2 separate regions of the Homo sapiens genome follow, and region 2 is linked to region 1. Evidence: chromatin contacts called from ENCODE Hi-C or POLR2A ChIA-PET data. All regions are on one chromosome and are shown on one strand. The core of a region is the stretch at or near the end of the contact, and the rest is flanking DNA. Distances in the headings are between cores, read along the strand shown. Region 1 overlaps WDR73 (WD repeat domain 73). Region 2 overlaps SLC28A1 (solute carrier family 28 member 1).

What was found. A loop is a pair of places that touch in the nucleus more often than their neighbours do. ChIA-PET counts read pairs that join two places held with the same protein, here RNA polymerase II (POLR2A). Pooled maps may share reads with other maps.
Region 2: a pooled map shows a loop between it and region 1 (5-fold over the local background). The contact joins two enhancer-like sites. A Hi-C loop is called at or near these places in 12 of 50 pooled maps. POLR2A ChIA-PET finds 5 or more read pairs at or near these places in 7 of 52 experiments (AG04449, CD8-positive, alpha-beta T cell, HEK293T and 4 more).

What each region holds. Positions count from the first base shown.
Region 1 is chr15:84,636,473-84,639,988 of GRCh38, forward strand. It overlaps WDR73 (WD repeat domain 73), which reads right to left. Exons shown (of 8, transcript NM_032856.5): 8 at 2,813-3,516. It also overlaps the pseudogene SCAND2P. Among named protein-coding and RNA genes, the nearest start is that of WDR73, 16 kb to the right of the region's middle. Within about 2 kb of position 1,864, at least 2 of the 41 ENCODE cell types and tissues checked have a DNase peak (open chromatin) inside an H3K27ac peak, as active enhancers do.
Region 2 is chr15:84,926,935-84,930,066 of GRCh38, forward strand. The region is part of intron 12 of SLC28A1 (solute carrier family 28 member 1); the gene reads left to right. Among named protein-coding and RNA genes, the nearest start is that of SLC28A1, 44 kb to the left of the region's middle. RefSeq lists an enhancer at 1,133-1,192. Within about 2 kb of position 1,422, at least 21 of the 41 ENCODE cell types and tissues checked have a DNase peak (open chromatin) inside an H3K27ac peak, as active enhancers do.

The DNA.
Region 1 (3,516 bases), core at 614-3,113:
AGGCCAGTTATGGTGGCTCATGCCTGTAATTCCAGTACTTTGGAGGCTGAGGTGGGTGGATTGCTTGAGCCCAGGAGTTCAGAGATGAGCCTGGGCAATATGGTGAAACTCCGTCTCCTCTAAAAATACAAAAAAAAAAAAAAAAAAAATTAGCCGGGCATGGTGGCAGGCACCTGTAGTCCCAGCTACTCAGAAGGCTGAGGTGGGAGGATCACCTGAGCCCAGGAGGTTAAGGCTGCGGTAAGCCAAGGTCACGCCACTGCACTCCAGCCTGGGCGACAGATCGAGGCCCTGTCTCAAAAAAACAAAAAGCAAACAAAAAACCTGAAAAACAAAATCATAAAACCCTGACAGTCAGTACCTAGATGGATATGGAGGGGAAAACCTAAAACTTTCATTTTAGAAACGTTTCATTTTGGCTGGGCATGGTGGCTCACGCCTGTAATCCCAGCACTTTGGGAGGCAGAGGCGGGCGGATCATGAGGTCAGGAGATCGAGACCATCCTGGCTAACACAGTGAAACCCCGTCTCTACTAAAAATACAAAAAATTAGCCGGGTGTGGTGGTGGGCACCTGTAGTCCCAGCTACTCAGGAGGCTGAGGCAGGAGAATGGCCTGAACCTGGGAGGCGGAGCTTGCAGTGAGCTGAGATTGTGCCACTGCACTCCAGCCTGGGCGACAGAGTGAGACTCCGTCTCAAAAAAAAAAAAAAAAAGAAATGTTTCATTTTGGTTTTTCACCAACCTTCCTTTGATAGGACAAAGCAGATACTAAGAGGGGGAGGAAAGGCTGTTCTGTGTCTGAACCCAGTTGGGCTAGTCCCCAAGAGGAGCTGAGAGCCATGTACTCTAATGCCTCCCTTTTCTTCCCCCAGCCCTGCCTGATGTGGCTCTGGGAATTCCTGCAGAGAAGAGCAGGGGTGGCCAGGAGATAGTGAGCAGCTCCCAGGTGAGTCAGCCATTTCTCTTATATAGATCACCTTTTCTCTCTCTCTTTTTTTTTTAATAGAAATATAACTCTTGAGGCACAGCTCAGTTTTCTCCTTTTGGGAAAACGATTAAGTCATTTGTCTTTACAGATTATATTTCTTTTTTTTTAAATTTTCTCTTTTTATTATACTTTAAGTTCTGGGGTACATGTGCAGAACATGCAGGTTTGTTACATAGGTACACACGTGCCATGGTGGTTTGCTGCACCCACCAACCCATCGTCTACATTAGGTATTTCTCCTAATGCTCTCCCTCCCCTAGCCCCCAATCCCCCTCAGGTCACCTTTTACTACCCAAGTGGGGCTCCTGCAACCAACTCTCTTGCCGCTCAGAAATTCCAAAAGAATTTTACCCAGCAGGGAGGCCCAGTAACTTTACAATTTAGGCTCCAAAATTTCATCAGCCTGCAAAAGGTTGCCCAAATCTCCTTACCCATATGAGGCCAGTGCCATGGCTGTGGTAATGAGGGATTGCATTAAAATTATTCTTTTCTTTGACCCTGAAATCATCAGATTCTACTGATCTGCTTGTTTGCCTTAAAGATACTGGTTACTTCATTCTGTGTCGGGATCTTGCTCACATGGCATGCAGTACTGTGTAGTGGAGGAAAAAAAACAAAAACCAAAAGCTTCAGAGTCCAACAGCCTTGAGTTGAATTCCCAGCCATACCCTGGACTTGCTGTGTAACTCTGGGCAAGTCTGAGAAGCTTCTGGCTCAGTGCATAATGTCAGCTTGTTTCTTTTCTGTCTCCTCCTGCCCGCTTGATTGCATTTAAAAGCCAAAATAATCACTGTTTCATTTCTTCTGTTGTGTCACTTGCCCTGACTCAGGCATTAGAGAGGCATTTTGTTCTGAGGCCATGTGTTTTGAGAAGGGGTGTTGTTTCCTCAGGAGCTAGTGACACCTGGTGATTCGGCTGTGTATATCTCCTAGGAGGCATGGAGGGATCCAGAACCTGGACTGAAGAACCACCTAGAAATAACTCAGCAGAATTCTGAAAATGAGGTCACGCTGGGTAAGAATGCCTTTTTTTTTTTTTCATAGTCAAAGTTAGCTATGGAGTTTCTGTAGTATTCACTACTCCAGACCTTTTTCAAGTTGAATTTTTTTTCTTTTTCCCTATGTCTGTTCTTACGTATTTTTTTTAAACTTTTATTTCAGTAGTGTTTGGGGAACAAGTAGTGTTTGGTTGCATGGAAAAGTTCTTCAGTGGTGATTTCTGAGATTTTGGTGCACCCATCACCCAAGGGTAGTCTTTTTTATCCATCAAGTCTGTACCCAATGTGTAGTCTTTGTTTTTTTCTTTTTTTTTTTTTTGAGACTGAGTCTCATTCTATCACCCAGGCTGGAGTGGAGTGGTATGATCTTGACTCACTGCAACATCTGCCTCCCGGGTTCAAGTGATTCTCCTGCCTCAGCCTCCTGAGTCGCTGGGATTACAGAGATGTGCCACCACGCCCAGCTAATTTTTGTATTTTTTTTTTTTTTTTTTGGCAGAGATGGGGTTTCACCATGTTGGCCAGGCTGGTCTTGAACTCCTGACCTTAAGTAATCTGCCTGCCTCGGCCTCCCAAAGTGCTGGGATTACAGGCCTGAGCCACCACGGGGCCCCAGTGTGCAGTCTTTTATCCCCTCAGTCTGTACCCAGTGTGTAGTCTTTTATCCCTCACCCCCCTGCTCCCACCCTTTCCCCCTGGGTTGAATATTTCAAATCTATTTCTTCCTTAAATCTTACTCAAAGGAAATCCAATACCATAGTCAGTTTCACCAAGGATGAATTTCTTGACCCAGAAAGGAAAGCTCATTTTAGGGAGATGGTCAGTTTAGGTATGTGTCTGAATTTTATTTAAGATAGATGAACGTGGATATATAGTTATGCATTTGGGCCTGAATTTTTTTTTCTAGTTGTTCTTTTCACTGAGCTTTCCCAAGAATCCCCCCAGAATTAAAAAAAAAAAATTACTATCTCCTCTCCCTGGCATATAAAATGGTTGGGATTAGATTTACCAAACCATTACATCTCCCTTTTGTCTGCCTGCAAACAGATTTTCCAATCCATAGGCCCAAAGTGAACTCCCACGTGGAGTAGGATGAAAACCCACAGCATCTAGATCTTCAAATTCTGGAGAAAAAGAGAGTGTGAAAGACTGCTCAGTGGCTGGGGTGAGAGTCAAGTCTGGCCAGGTGCTAATCTGGAGAAAAGCCAAGACCTGGAGCGAGCTGGAGTGGCAGGCCCTGGAGGATGAGAAGGTGGCAGGAGTGCACTGGGGATACAAAGAAACCAAGATTTTTCTGGGAATTCTCAGAGGCCTGGATCCACGAAAAACTCCGCACCTGCCATCGAAACCACCAGGTGTACCGGATTATGGCTGAGCAGCTGTGAGAACATGGCTTCCTGTGGACCCTGGAGCAATGTTGCTATCGGTTCAAAAACCTCCTGACCGACTACTGCAAAGCCAGGAGCACCTACACACCAGGCACCAGTGTCTTCTATGATGAGATGGATGCCCTGTTGAGTCTTGGGGC
Region 2 (3,132 bases), core at 172-2,671, 290 kb after region 1:
CCCCTCCATCTCTCCTTCACTCCGGATGCCTGGACCACACCAATAAGCTCAGCTCTACATGCCACAGAGCTGTCTGGGCAGGGCCAGCTGTTGCGTGACTTTTCAAGAAGTCCCCTTGGGCTCAGGGGCTTTGGTTTCTGGCCTGGTACCCTCCCATCTAGAATTCTAGAGACTGTCATCTGGTTTGCACCTGTCTTGCTGAGGCCTAGAAAAGGGCTCATTAAAACTGGTGCACCCACCCACCCCACCACCAATTGTTTTTGGAAGTGTGGAGGCCAAGGGAAAATTTCCCCTACGTCCTCTGAAGGTTCACTGAAAAATCAGCTCACAAAAGGGAGATTAACAGGAGAAAGGCACACAAATTTATTTAATGCATACACACGGGGGCCTTCAGAAGGAAGACCCAAAGATACAGGGAAAATTGTCCATTTTTACGCTCAGGTTCAACAAAGTATGGATAGCCACATAGAAATAGAATTGGACAAACAGAGTGTGATCTAATACTAATCGACTGAGTGGAGGAAAAACAGCAAAGCCTGTCTGTGTAGACTCTTCTTGGGCTCTCTGAGCATTTTTTCCTTCTGGGTATGGGGCAAGATCCTCTCTGGAAGGGGGGGTCTTATGACCTACACTCAAACAAAGTAGGTCAGATAATTTCTTTATTGCCACTTTTTACCCAGAAAGGCAGAGGGAAGTTAAAGCAATGTTTTTAGGCTTTATGGCTGGCTTTGGGGAAAAGGGCTTCTGGTCTCCGTGCCCTGCCTTGGAGAAGGGGAATTCTAGTTTTTATGGCTAGCCTTGAAGGAGAATTGGACTGATAAATGGGAGGGCAGGACAGAAAAACTTCTTCTGAGGCTACTTCTGAGCCCTTTATTCTAGGTTTTGTTTTAAGAGTCCCAGCAGAAGGAATTTGATATTTCAAAAATGGAAACCCAAAACTTTGTTCCTGAAACTTTTTTTCATGGCAGGATATTGGGGGAGGGGGATGCCATAATATTTTCAGAACTTAGGGCTTTAAATGTCTTAACCTTGTTCTGGTCCCCTTAGACAACGAAAAGAATAACGCTGGTGTTCCTCCTAGTCATTACTTAGAACTTAAACACTGGAAGAATGCTCGCCCATTTCCACAATCTGGCTTAAAACTCAGCCCTCTTTTCTTCCCTTTCTCAGGCAAAAGTCCAGGCCCAGCCCTGGGCAGTCTGGCTTCCCCATTGACAGGGCCTGGGTACCCACTTCCCTTTAGCTGCACAGAATGGGCAGAGGCAGCCAGGATCATCCCTAGGTGCCCTTGAGCCTCCATTTTACAGTCTCTGGTTTGAAAGCCCCAGACTACAACTATAGCTGGCCCAGAGGAAAAGCACCTAACAAACAAACCTTCCTTCCCTTCAATCTCTGGGTCTGCCCCAGTCTTTTCTCCAGAGCAGCTCTCTTTTGCCCCCACCTGGCTCATGACAGTCACTGCACCAGCCCTGTACTGCACGCCCTCTAACTTCCTTCCCCAGTCAGTTCCTCAGTATCTTTGGCTCTGCCCTCAGCCTCTGAATCCCAGAAAGGTCTCTCTTGCCCTTTCCTTCAAGCTCCCAGGTTCGTTCGTTCTTTCTTTCTTTCTTTCTTTCTTTCTTTCTTTCTTTCTTTCTTTCTTTCTTTCTTTCTTTCTTTCTTTCTTTCTTTTCTTTCTTTCTTTTCTTTCTTTCTTTCTTTTTTTTTGAGACAGAGTCTCCCTCTGTCGCCCAGGCTGGAGTGCAGTGGCTCAATCTCGGCTCACTACAACCTCCACCTCCCAGGTTCAAGCAATTCTCCTGCCTCAGCCTCCCAAGTAGCTGGGATTACAGGCATGCGCCACCAACCCAGCTAATTTGTGTATTTTTAGTAGAGACAGGGTTTCACCATGTTGGCCAGGCTGGCCTTGAACTCCTCACCTCAGGTGATCCACCCGCCTCGGCCTCCCAAACTGCTGGGATTACAGGCATGAGCCACTGCGCCCAGCCTCCAAGCTCCCAGATTCTTAAAACCACTTTGTTGCTCAATCTCTGGCTCCCTTCTCCGCACATCCCTCCTATTGCTAATATCTGGATATTTCTAGATCTCCACGGTCCAGTACAGTAGCCACCAAACACACATAGCTATTGAGCACTTGAAATGAGGCTAGTCGTATTGAAAAACTTTTAAGATGTTTTATTAATTTTAAATTTTTATTTTGTCATCCATATTGATAGTTTTATATTGATTACATGGGTGGAAAGAAAATATTTTGGATATATTGAGTTAAATAAGACATTATTAAAATTAATTTAACCTATTTCTTTTTCCTTTTTAAAATGTGGCTATGGCCGGGCGCGGTGGCTCACACCTGTAATTCCAGCACTTTGGGAGGCCGAGGCGGGTGGATCACCTGAGGTCAGGAGTTCAAGACCAGCCTGGGCAACATGGAGAAACCCTGTCTCTACAAAAATACAAAAATTAGCCAGGTATGATGTCAGGTGCCTGTAACCCCAGCTACTCAGGAGTCTGAGGTGGGAGAATTGCTTGAACCCGGGAGGCAGAGGTTGCAGTGAGCCGAGATCGCCCCATTGCACTCCAGCCTGAGCAACACAGCAAGACTCTGTTTCAAAAAAAAAAAAAAAAATGTGGCTTCTAGGCTGGGTGCAGTGGCTCATGCCTGTCATTTCAGTACTTTGGGAGGCCAAGGCAGGAGGATGGCTGAGACCAGGAGCTTGAGACCAGCATGGGCAACATAGGGAGACCCCTATCTCCACAAAAAATTTAAAAAATAAAAAATTACTTGGGCATGGTGGCACACATCTATAGTCCCAGGTACTGGGGAGGCTGAAGTGGGAGGATCACTTGAGCCCAGGAGGTCAAGGCTATAGTGAGCCATGATCATGCCATTACACTCCAGCCTGGGTGACAGAGCGAGACCCTTTGGGTCAGAGAGAGAAGGGTTATGGGCAGGCGTGGGCCCTGGGATGCTAGGATGGAAGGCTCTCCTGACCAGGTGCCTGGGAGGCAGGGCTGGGGAATGTCACAGCCCTGCAGAGTAGCTGGCAGTGGGGAGGTGGGTGTGGGCTGGCCCAGTGCCCAGGGAGCCCTGCCTGTGCAGGACTCAGCCCTTTCCATGATGAGCTGGAAACT